2 separate regions of the Homo sapiens genome follow, and region 2 is linked to region 1. Evidence: chromatin contacts called from ENCODE Hi-C or POLR2A ChIA-PET data. All regions are on one chromosome and are shown on one strand. Each heading gives the region's core, a stretch centred on a gene start or an enhancer-like site at or near the end of the contact. The rest is flanking DNA. Distances are from core to core; before and after follow the strand shown. Region 1 has its middle 35 kb from the start of LINC00520. Region 2 has its middle 93 kb from the start of LINC00520.

The links. Hi-C counts contacts between places; a loop is a spot of excess contacts on that map. ChIA-PET counts read pairs that join two places held with the same protein, here RNA polymerase II (POLR2A). Pooled maps may share reads with other maps.
Region 2: a loop to region 1 is called in a map of PC-3, with 6 times the contacts of the local background. The contact joins two enhancer-like sites. A Hi-C loop is called at or near these places in 1 of 168 maps with a recorded cell type or tissue (PC-3) and 1 of 50 pooled maps. POLR2A ChIA-PET finds 5 or more read pairs at or near these places in 1 of 52 experiments (BJ).

The regions. Positions count from the first base shown.
Region 1 is chr14:55,828,812-55,835,150 of GRCh38, reverse strand. No RefSeq gene overlaps it. Among named protein-coding and RNA genes, the nearest start is that of LINC00520, 35 kb to the right of the region's middle. RefSeq lists an enhancer at 2,806-3,100. Within about 2 kb of position 2,435, at least 4 of the 41 ENCODE cell types and tissues checked have a DNase peak (open chromatin) inside an H3K27ac peak, as active enhancers do.
Region 2 is chr14:55,886,635-55,892,973 of GRCh38, reverse strand. No RefSeq gene overlaps it. Among named protein-coding and RNA genes, the nearest start is that of LINC00520, 93 kb to the right of the region's middle. Within about 2 kb of position 3,718, at least 3 of the 41 ENCODE cell types and tissues checked have a DNase peak (open chromatin) inside an H3K27ac peak, as active enhancers do.

The sequences.
Region 1 (6,339 bases), core at 1,186-3,685:
AGAGATGACTGGCACCTGGCAGCCCCTAGATAGCTTCAGGGTGGGAGTTGGCCATGGGAAAGACCAAGACAGGATTGGAGGGTTGGGACTTTCATCTCCACCCCACCAACCTCAAGGAAAGGGAGAGGGGTTGAAGGTTAAGTTGATCACCAATGTCAAATGATGTAATCAACCATGCCTATATAATGAAGCCCCCATAAAAACCCAAAAAGACTAGGTTGGTGACTTCTAGATAACTGAACACATGGAAGTTCCTTGAGGGTAGCCTGCCACAGAGGGTATGGAAGCTCTGAATCCCATCCCATATGCTTTGCCCTATGCATCTCTTCCATCTGGCTGTTCATCTGTATCCTTCAAAATATCCTTTGTAATAAATGGGTAAATGCAAGTGTTTCCCTGACTTCTGTGAGCTGCTCTAATTAATTGAAACCAAGGAGGCAGTTGTGGAAACCCTGATATATAACTGGTAGGTCAAGAGACTAGATGACAAGCTGTCAGAGGTGTCTGAATCAGAGCAAGTCCATCTTGAATAGGAGCTGTGTAAAATGAGGCTGAAACCTACTGGGCTGCATTCTCAGATGGTTAAAAGATAGGAAAAACCAAAACGTCCTACTCTCACACACCACTCAACACAATACTTTTGATACGACATGTGTGAGATTTTTCCACAAACACCAACCAATTCAGCAGACACCAGCTGGGTGTCATCTAATTCAGTTCAAACCTGGCACTATCTATCTATCTGGAGTAGCAGGTTGAGGGATCCACCCCACAAGACTGCCCTGCACTTCAAATGCCACTTATAAGTAATAGCTTTGTTACAGGAAAGGAGTCCTAATTCAGACTCCAAGAGGGTTCTTGGATCTTGTGCAAGAAAGAATTCAGGGCAAGTCCACAGAGTAAAGTGAAAGCAAGTTTATTAAGAAAGTAGAAGAATAAAAGAATGGCTACTCCATAGACAAGCCCTGAGGACTACTGTTTGCCCATTTTTAGGGTTATTTCTTGATTATATGCTAAAAAACACATGGATTATTCATGGGTCCACTTTTTAGAACATATAGGGTAACTTCCTGACGTTGCTATGGCATTTGTAAACTGTCATGGAGCTGGTGGGAGTATAGTCATTAGGACAACCAGAGGTCAGTCTCGTCATCTTGGTTTGGGTGGGTTTTGGCTGGCTTTTTTACTGCAACTTGTTTTATCAGCAAGGTCTTTATGACTTGTATCTTGTGCTGACATCCTGTCTCACCCTGTGATTTAGAATGCCTCAACCATCTGAGAATGCAGCCAAGTAAGTCTCAGCCTCATTTTACCAAGCGCCTAGTGGGGTTTCTATAAATATTGGCTAAATTAGTTATAGTTAATGCCTACATAGTCCTTATTATATATCAGGCTCTATTTAAGAGCTTTATGTATATTAGCTCATTTAATCCACAGACCAATCCTATGAGGTGAGAACTAATATTATTCCAATTTTATGGATGAGGAAATTACGTGAAGAAGACATGCCCAAGATCATACAGCTATTAAGTAATGGAGGTAAAATTCACATCCAAAATTCTGAATTAGAGTCCATGACATTAGCCATGATGGATGGATGGATGGATGGATGGATGGATGGATGGATGGATGGATGGATTTTGGTTCTCCTTGGCAACTTACTTCATAATTTTTCTATGAAACCACATTACAACTGAGTGTTTTGTGCCACAGGTATCTCATAAATACATAGAACTCCACAATCAGTCTCTCTTCTAATGCAGAAATAGCTCTTTGGAAGGCAAAGTTTCCTCCCATGTGAAATGAATTTAATTTTCCAGGTATCAGTAAGCAACTGATTTTTTTCTTACTCTATAAGAATCCCTTGATTTTAAAAGAGTAGCATTTTATTGCCAGAGAAGAATGACTTTTTTATGATGTAACCATGTCATTAGCCAAGCATGAGGGGCAGTTTCAACCCTCATTTTAAAAATAGTATCGTCCTAATAGTAGTACATTAACAAGAGCAGGCTCAGTCTGGGGCAGCCTATTCTGTTTCTTGCTATTCTTTAACTTTCCTTTCTTTCCCACTTCCTTCCTTTCTTCCTCCCTTTCTTCCTTCTGGAGGTAATACCCTCTGAAGGAACATCAAATTAGAGTTCAGATAATGTGGCTATTTTTTATGAGAAACCAATTACATTCAGTACAAACGCCTTTTACTTTGACAAAGTTCTTTGTATTTTAAAGTACTGCTTTCCTGTATATTATCTCACTTGATTCTAGCAAAAAAAAAAAAAATCCCCTTAAATAAAACAAAATACATCATTATTTTGCAGATTAGAAGACTAGAGTTGCCATTCTATACCTTTCACCAAATTGTAATACCAGTTTGTTTAGAGATAGGATTATTTATTTGATTCATTCAACAAATATTTATTCAGAATGTACTGTGTGCTGAACACTGTTCTAGGTGCTTGGGATATACCAGTGGGCAAACAAAGATTTCTGAGGCTGAGGAGCTTAATTCCAGAAGGAGAGATGCAAAATAAACATAATATAGTATATAGTATGAAGTATATAGTTAGAAAATGATAGAGGACGTGGAAAAGCCCAGAGAAAGTGGGACAGGATGTGCAGTGATGAACATGTTGCAGGGACAAATGGGTGGTCAGGAAAGACCTCACTGAGATGGTGGCTTTTGATAAAGACTGGAAGAGAAGGAGGAAGCAATGAGAGCCAAGCTGTTACCTGAGGAAGACAGTTCCAGGCAGAAGAGCAGCTTGGATCGGAACACTACCTTCCAGACACCTGGTACAAAGCCTTTGGCACCTCACCCAATGAACCTGATATGGGGAGGGGCAATGGAACAAATGGGCTTTTTACATAAAGTCTACTAGGAAAACATAACCCAGGCCTCCTAGCTGTAATAACGCAAACACACTCTATGGAAATGCCTATGATTCATTAGTAAATGTTTAACAATCAGCATTCCAGAGAGACCTGTAATGTATGTCAATTTGGGTGGTGTACTTTCACTATGGCCAATTTCAAGTTATCAAAATGACATTACTGAACTTGGAGTTGGAGCTGGCTTCAACATGCTGATCCTTACCCTCTTCTAGGGAAAAAATTTCCAAAACCTACCCCCAGAATTCCAGAATTTCTTACCATCTATCCCTTATTTATTATTTCTTTATTCTGAGATGGGGCCTTTTTCCCCCACCTTCATACTGTTACTGGAAAGAGGTCCCAATCCAGACCCCAAGAGAGGGTTCTTGAATCTCATGCAACAAAGAATTCAGGTTGAATCCATACAGTAAAGTGAGAGTTAGTTTATGAGGAAAGTAAAGGAATAAAAGAATGGATACTCCATGGAGCAGCCCTGAGGGCTGCTGATTGGCTATTTTTATGCTTTTTCCTTGATTATATGTCAAACAAGGAGTGGATTATTCATGAGTTTTCTGGGAAAAGGTTGGGCAAATCCCAGAACTGAGGATTACTCCCCTTTTTAGACCATATAGGGTCAATTCCTGACGTTGCCATGGCATTTGTAAACTGTCATGGCACTGGTGGGAGTGTCTTTTAGCATGCTAAGGCATTGTAATTAGCATATAATGATCAAAGAGGATGACCAGAGGTCACTTTCATCACCATCTTGGTTTTGGTGGATTTTGGCCGACTTCTTTACCCCACTCTGTTTCATCAGCAAGGTCTTTGAGACCTGTACCTTGTGCCAATATCCTATCTCATCCTGTGACAGAATGCCCAACCTCCTGGGAATGCAGCCCAGTAGGTCTCAGACTCATTTTACCCCTATTCAGGATGCAATCACTCTGGTTCAAATGTCTCTGACAATACCCCAGCACCGAAAGTCAAATCAGGAATTTGTCTTTTCCTTTATGTTCTACAGGAAAATTTATGGAGAAAGGCCTGAATAGAGAAAGAAAAATCCAGAGAGACAGAGATGCAAATGGAGGAGTCAAAGACAAATGTTGAGATGAGGGGAAAGGAAAACTTAGCCCCTAACACACAGTCCAGCTGGGTGAAATATTAAAACTTATGTGAATTAGAATTCTATGAACTCCAGCACCAGGGGGAAAAAAGGGAGAAAAAAAGAAAATGTACTGAAAGCATGTGCTTTTTACTTGAGAAAATGATGTGAATCTATCCAAAATACAAATTTGAGTGCAGCTGTCCATCCTGTTTGTTTTACAAAAAAAAAATACATAAATAAAAATAAATAAATAAGTCTTACAAAGGATTTGGGATGGAGTTAGGAAAGTAGGATAGTCAGGCCTGAGTTTAAAACTAGGTGTGCAGAGCTGTCTTAATCATAGCTTTTAATAGTAACAATAGTAACCACATGAAGCCACCTGCTTGCCTTGGTTTATTTAGCAAAATTAACCAGGACAAAGAATGAAATTAAAGGTCCAATTAAAACAGGCCAGAGGATTTTGAGTGTCCACATCTCACCAACCAAAGAAGTTCTAAGTGTGATGAACAAAGGTGCCAGGTAGAGAAAGCTCAGAAATGGCATGCTCTGCCATTCCACCCATGGCAAGGGGACTCTGCAATAAGCCCACATCCTTTGGCTAGAATGTCTCAATCCATTTAGTGGAATGATTCCTTTGAGTTTCATTCAAATTTGTAATCCACTGGGCAACACTGAATTGAATCTATGTTGGAAGGCTGTTGTGGAATAAAGCCATTAAAACTATTCTTAAGTCTTTATCTCTGAAATTCCTTTCCAATTTGCTTCAAATAATACCAACTCTGCCTAGCCTTCTGGATGCAATACTCAAGGTGTTCTTTCTCTGTGCACTTAGTAGAGGGGAGAGACCAGGGAGATCCCACAAATATTTTAGAGGCTTTTTTCCAAAGAGGCACCGATCTTCTTTATCTCTTGTATGAAATATTTTCTACCTATCTCACCGAGTTCCTATGAAAACTGAGCTTTAAGTAAAACTGAAAGCACCATGAGCCTTTGAATCAGAGGTTTTGATAACTATTATTATTATTTGCTATCACAAGAGACATCCACTGTTTTGTCTTCTGAGAAATGTACCTTTCGCTAAGCTCCAAACATGATTTTAAAGAGAGCAGCGGTCATTTTATAGAACATGCCTCCCTGGCCACAGTGATTGTTCTAGAGGTATCATGTGACTCAAGCAGGAACAATCATGGCAGCCTACCCCGTGGGCTATGATGAAAAGAATATAAGCTTTGGAGGAAATATACATTGAAAAGTCTTTAGAAATAAAAGAAGTCTCAGCTGCACAGGATGTTCTGTCTGGAACCAGCCAGATTTGCATTCTAGTTCAAATATATAGAATATTTCTTGTACACAACTCCTAATCTTCCCTGCCTCACCTCTTATCCATCCTCAGTGACCAGTTCTGTCTAGGTTTTGACCAGCTCAAGCAGGCATGACCTGATAGCACCTCTCCTCTACAAGCTTTTCATGTCCCACCCTGGGACTAGCCAGGAAGGATGGATTCAGATAAGAGCAACCCAGAAGCGCAGGGGAATTAACACTTTGCAGAGCAACACTTGACCATAGGGCAAATAAACCAACAGATAGATGTTCCCTTTTTTCTTTCCCCAGATGGACAGTTCTGAGAGGTATTTCAGATAGTCCTGTGAGATAGAGCACGCAGGTTCTATCTGGCTCAGAGTGGCCAATTATAGCTCTGTGACCTGAGCAAGTTACTTTCAAAGGGTATACTATCACTTTCCTTGAAGGTCTACTTCAAGCCACCTTCCTGACACCATGGTTACCTATTGTAAATATCAGCTGTGACCCTTTATAACCCACTCTACTGACAATCAAAAAATACATCCTTCTCTCCAATTCTTCTTTATAATCTATCAGAATCCCTAACAGTCCATCCGCATTTTAATTACAGTTACCTCAAACTTTAATAAAGATCATGATCATTCATACTTTGTCTTTCTCTTTTCCACATAATTTCTGCTTTTTTCTTCCCTCATAGCGCTTACCTTCTAACCTCTGTGTCACCACGATCAGTGAAATCTCTCCAAATTCTTCACACTCTTCTAAGAAGGCAAGATGGTGTTTTGTGAAAGAGCAGAAAAAGCTCTGGACAAAGAATCAGGATTCCTGGGTTCCAGGTCCTACTTGCCAGTGATGGCCTCAGGGGCCTACGGCAAGAGCCGCCTCCTCTCAGTTCAGTGTCTTCAAACATAAAGAGATGCCCAGCAAGGTCATTTCCAAAGCTCCTTCTTGTCCTAACTTACAGTGTCTAAGCCAAATGTTATAGAATTGTGAGGTGGCCTTGGGTCAGTCATCTGACTTTGATGCTGCCATTTGCCTCCTCAATTGTCCCAGCTCCCTCATTC
Region 2 (6,339 bases), core at 2,469-4,968, 57 kb before region 1:
TGTCTGGGTGGGCTCCTCCAGGAGCTACATTCACTGTTGTAACCTACAAAACCATAGTAACAATCTCTATACAATTTGGATAATGACAGTCTGTAAGTGTGCTATTGGTTTTCATTATGATAGACCATATTACAAAACTAGCTATAAAATGTTAGATGGGCAGCAATGACCTTCATTTCAATATCAGATTCTTCCCTGACAGCCTCCTCAGTGTCCACTTCGGGATCACGCAGGTGCTGAGTTTCAGTCAGGGCATATGGGAACATTTTTGCTGTCCGTTTGTAATCAGAGCCATAGGAACTTGGGGTGCTTGTTAGCTCTGTAACTCAGATGTTAGCTGGGATTTCACAGACACTTAAGATCTAGGTAAGATGAATTCATGCCCTCTTATCAAAGCCCAAAGCCCTAAGCTCCCTCCTCAAAATTCCTCAGATCCTCAAATATTTATGCTTATATCATCTTTGACCTCCAATTCCCAGCTTCTGCTGTAATTTTGTTTTTCACTCTGCATCTTGTCCATTGATCTCTACTCTGGAATTGACCCAAACTAAGTATCCACTCTCCTAAATCCTCACCTTCAAAACAAGTTCAAATAGTAATAATTATTATTAATAACTAAGACATTGAGTACTTACTATATATCAAGCACTATTCAAAGCACCTATGTATAATGATGCATTTGGTCTGCCCAACAACCCTTTGAAAGATGTTCAGAACTGTTGCATGTACCATAATTAAGATTTGAGGATCACAGCGAAGCAACATCGCATTATGCACCCAAGAAAAACAATATACAATTCTGTCTAGTTCATTCTGGTTGCTCTGGTCTTCAGTTTTTTATAGTCTATCTCTGTCCCATGTAGCAAACCCAGCCTTTCACTCTCATCACATCTCCTTCTACTCTCTCCCATCCCAAATTTCCTCCTCACTTATTCTCCCTTAAATTAACCTAAGAACCTCTTTTTTTTTTTTTTTAGACGGAGTTTTGCTCTTGTCTCCCAGGCTGGAGTGCAATGGCGGGATCTCAGCTTACAGCAACCGCCGCCTCCTGGGAAGAATCTCTTTCTTATGCAGAGAAATTCTGCACCTACCCCCAAATTCACGTGTAGAAACAATTGCTATGCTCAGCAGAACAAGGAGACTCACTCTCCATGGGCAATGACTTCCCTTAGAAGGCAGCTTGGGTTATAAATAACACGTTTGCTTGAGGTTGTTGGTTCTTGTTGTTGTTATACCTAGAAACATATCAGGAATTGAACTGAAATCATTTGTGGACAATCACTTTTAATATTTTAAATTTAATTTCTTTGCATAGGTAGTACATTTTCAAGTTCTAAATTCAAAGAATTCAAAAGCATATACATAATAAGAATTCTCCTTTTGCCCCAGACCTCCAGCAACTGAATTCCTTTCCCAATAGCAACCAATTTCATCAAGTTGTGTACACTCCAGAAATATTTTAGGCATCTATAAATACACTTTCTGAAATTTCATCCTTCATTTTTTTATCATAATGATATGAAAATGGTAACATGTTTTGCCACTGTTTGGCACTTTGCTTCTTTCATTCAACAATAGCTCTTGGTGGTCATTCCATATTTACATGAACAGCCGCTTTATTCTTTGCTATGGTTGTGTATCTAACCAATTCCGTAGGGTGGACATTTATGTTGGTTCCAACCTTCTTCTCTTATAAACTATAGCACAATTAATAATATACCCATTAATCATCTCACATGTGTGTTCACACATAGACATTTAGGTTGATTCCGTATCTTGGCTATTGTGAATAGTGCTGCAATAAATACAGGGGTGCAGATATCACTTTGACATACTGGCTTCATTTCCTTTGAATATACACCCAGTAGTTGTACTGCTGGATGATATGGTAGTTCCATTTTTTTTCTTTTTGAGGAACCCTATATTATTTTCCATAATGGTTGTCCTAATTTATATTCCTACCAACAGTGTGTAAGGGTACCCTTTACTCCACATCCTTGACAATGCTTGTTATCTTTTGTCTTTTTGATGATAGCTATTCTTACTGGAGTGAGGTGACGTTTCACTGTGGTTTTAACTTGCATGTCCAGACCTTCCATGAACTGAGTTCAAGTTCTTTTTGCCCTATCTTCAACCGATCTTCTGCCCACCCTACACTCCAGGTCGACTGATCTCCCAGCTCATCCTCATCCACTCTCAGAGCATTTCTGCTTAAGATGCCTTCCTCAACCTCATTTTTCCACAATCTCTCCTCCAGGAATTCTTCTTCCTGGGCCCCTATCCCTCCAGTATCAGTGTATTCCTTTTCTGGACTCTTCTAGTGTTCTATTTATACCTCGCTATTGGCCTATTCTGCATTGTGATATGTGTATTTATTCATCTAACATTCGACAAGTATTATTTAGGCTCCATGATGTGCCGGGCACTGTGCTAAGTGCTGAGTAGACAGAGGTGACCAAAGCAGTGAGGAGCTCAGTCTGGAGCTCCTCGCAGAGCTCTAACCATCTAGAGGCCTGAATGGAGGCCTAAATCTCCTACCAGGGCAGTGGTTCTTAACGGCAGGTGGTGGTGGCCGTTTTGTCCCCCTGTGGGACATCTGGCAATGTCTGGAGACATTTTTGGTTGTCACAACTGGAAAGGGGTGCATTGCTATATAGTGAGTAGAGGCCAGGGGTGTTACTAAGCATCCTTCAATTCATAGAACCTGCACCCATAACAAAGAATTATCTGGCCAACCTGGACAACATAGTAACACCCCATCTCTACTAAAATTTTTTTAATTAGCCAGACATGGTGGTGCACCCCTGTAGTCCCAGCTACTCAGGAGGCTGAGGTGAGGGGATTGCTTGAGCCCAGGAGGTCGAGGCTTCAGTGAGTCATGATGGTGCTACTGTACTCCAGCCTGGGTGACAGAGCAAGACCCCATCTCAAAAAAAAAAAAAAAAAAGAAAGAAAGAAAAGAAAAAATTATCTGGCTGCAAATGCCAAATGTCAATAGTTGCTGAATGGAGAGACATTGTCCTAGATTTAAAAAATAAATAAAATTAAGTACCTAGGGAGGGGAGTGTGTTTATTGCTTAGTTTAATATTCTCCAAAACCCCCAACACAGTGACTTGATACATAGTAGCTCCTACATATTTTCAGGAATAAAAATGGTACCCTTAGGATATAGGAAAGAGATAAGTTTTAATTAGGAAAAGCAATAAGAAATATTAGTTAATTTCAGAGGGGAGATCATAGTCTAAACTTCTTTGCCATGGGTATGGTAAATTAAGTTAGTATTTTATGCTCCATTGTTATGTTTTCTTCATTATAATATTTATCATATAAATCCACCAACTTACATAACTCATTGGGAAAGCAAGGGATTAATTAGGCAATTTCAAGATGCATAAATACATTAATATTAACAAAATATATATGGTGACTGGGGAACACATTAAGAGACATAAATCAATGATAATATAGCAGAGCAAACTTACCAGCAGAAAGCAGGCTTGCAATGTCTACAAATGTTCTTTTGTATTTAATAATGTGACAGATTCCTGGCACAATCCTCGTATTTGTTATAGGGCTATTAATTTCATCATACGCACCTTGCATGAACTTGCTTTATTGCATTTGTGAGTATAATGGGAAAGGTCATGAGAGGTCACTGCCACGGCAATGACTTGGCATCCACAGCTTTTGAAATGATTCCTGGGCGCACAGCAAAGACAAACCTCTGGCAAGGAATGGCGTTCTGATGTGCTAACAGGATGCCCACAGACATGCATATCAGGTTCAGGCTACCTGGGAGCTCTAGCCAAGCCCAGAGTCTCCTTATATCTGCGGGATTTTCCTCCCAGCTGTCCAAGGAAGACTTTATTCAAAGGTATAAATCCCCAACACTTCAGTCTTAGAATCTTACTGAGAGCTGTAATTGGGCCCTTTTCATTTTACAGAGAGTGAAACTAAGGCAGAAAGAGTTGAGGTGGTTGCCAAAGGCAGACAACTGGCTGATAGATGACCTGGTCTAGAGGCCTCTGAGGCTACTAACATCTCTTTACCTTTTCTGATTTAAAATCAAATAATCTCCCACTATTAAAGAGAGATTACACTTAATATACCCATTGCTAGCAACTGGCTTCTTTATTTCATGTATTATTTGGTTTCAAATGCATTTTACCGTTGAAAGAGGCTTTGTATACCTTTAACCAAACATGGATATGTTAATTTACGCATTTGTCAATGTCTGGTGGTTGATGTCTGTGGAGCAGCCAGTGTCTAATCAAGAAAATGGAAAATATTCCAGATATTTCAGAGGGCATTTCATACAGGTAAATGGTTCATGGGGTGTTGGAGGGATTGGGGAGCACAAAAATCCAAACTGCAAAATTGCTCAAAGATAAGTAACTGTGGAAAGGGCTTAGAAGAGCAAGGGGGACATGATGTCCTGGCTCATGTCCACTGCACTCTCCTGGCTGCCACAGTAGGAATCACCTGGCTGCTGAGGAGGAACCCAGGAGAGGCGCTTGCTGCCCACTGATGCTGCTTCCATTGCTGCTACTGCTGCCTGGAGCTGATAGTCTCCCATCACTACCTCCCATTGGCAGAATCTAGTAAGCCAGCTGGCTAAGAAGTCTGAGAGGCATAGTTTCAGGCTTTTCCTGTCCCAGAAGTAGAAAGGTGGGTAAAAAAAGGCTAAGTATGAAGTTGAGTGACCACTCTTCCATTGAAAATTCTGTGCATGTCTCATGTAAGAACAAACTGCACGTGTATTTTTAAAACGTGCCCATTGTTGCTCCCATGTCATCCAGTCTTCATCATCTTTTATTCCTATTTTTTCTCTTTCCTTCCTTCTTCATATATTCTGGGCTAAGCAATGCATTTGGCATTGGGAATGCCAAGTGAACCAGACAGTGTTCCTGCTCCATGAGAGTTATAATTTATGCCAATGGTAAGACAAACCTTTTGAGCTCTTCCAAATTTTTTTCTTGTTTTCATTTTTGTTTTTACTTTTCCCATTTCTAACTTTCCCAGGATAGTAATTCCCTTATTTAAATGACATACAGATGCTGCTTAATATTCATGAATTAGAGAGCTGTTTACACTCCTACGGTAAACATAAATCATTTGTCTAATAGGATGCAATTTCAAGATTAAGAGAGGATACTAGTTAACGAGTGTGTGTGAATTTTATCGTCTTATTCTTCATAGCTGAGACTCAGTCAAGGCTTTCTGTATGTTTATTGTAATCAGCCTAAGGGATATTAATAAATAATATTTTTCAAGACAAAAAAGATGAAAACATAGTTTGTATATATGGATCTCTCTCTCCCTCTCTCTCTCTCTCTCTCTCTCTCTCTCTCTCTCTCTATATATATATATATATATATATATATTTTTTTTTTTTTTTTTTTTTTTTTGAGACAGAGTTTTGCTCTCGTTGCCCAGGCTAGAGTGCAATGGCACAATCTCAGCTCAACGCAACCTCTACCTCTCATGTTCAAGCAATTTTCCTGCCTCAGCCTCCTGAATAGCTGGGATTACAGGCATGCACCACCATGCCTGGCTAATTTTGTATTTTTAGTAGAGATGGGGTTTCTCCATGTTGGTCAGGCTGGTCTCGAACTCCCAACCTCAGGTGATCCACCCATCTCAGCCTCCCAAAGTGCTGGGATTACAGGTGTCAGCCACCGTGCCTGGCAGGATCTATATTTCTCATAGAGCTTCTCTGCAAAATGCATAAAAACCAGTTTGTTCACTCATTGAGCTAAATGTATTGATGGTTACCAGTGTATCCAGTGCTTGGTGCTAAGTATACAGACGAACATAAGAAAGAAACCCTGTTCTCCAGAACTTGCCACCTACTGGAGTCAATTAACAGTGACAGCCTGGGGTACAGAATGCCTAATGAAGGGGTAAGAACACACAGAGAGAGGGTGCCCACGTCAGCCGGAGGACTCAGGGAAGGTTTCCAAGAGAAGGAAGGATTTCAATGAATTTGAAGGTGGGTACAAATCAAGTGAATAAGGGAGAGGAGGAGAAGGCCTTTCAACCCCAGGGCACATTGCACAAGAAAGGTCATGAGATAGGTATTAAGGAAGGTGCAAGGATGACTTCTATCAAGCGTGAAATGAGATGACACTGTGGTTGTTAGCAGGAGTTGGGCTTTGGAAGTTTTAAACTAATGTGCAAAGGGCTTTATTCCTAAGGAGGTGGTGAGCCACCTACCAGCTTTGGAGGGGAGAATAAGATCATTCTGGGAGCAGCATGGAGGATGGATTGAAAGGAATCAAGACTGAGACAGAGGGAACAGTTGGAAGACATTGTGGTCCCTAGATGAGAAATGACAA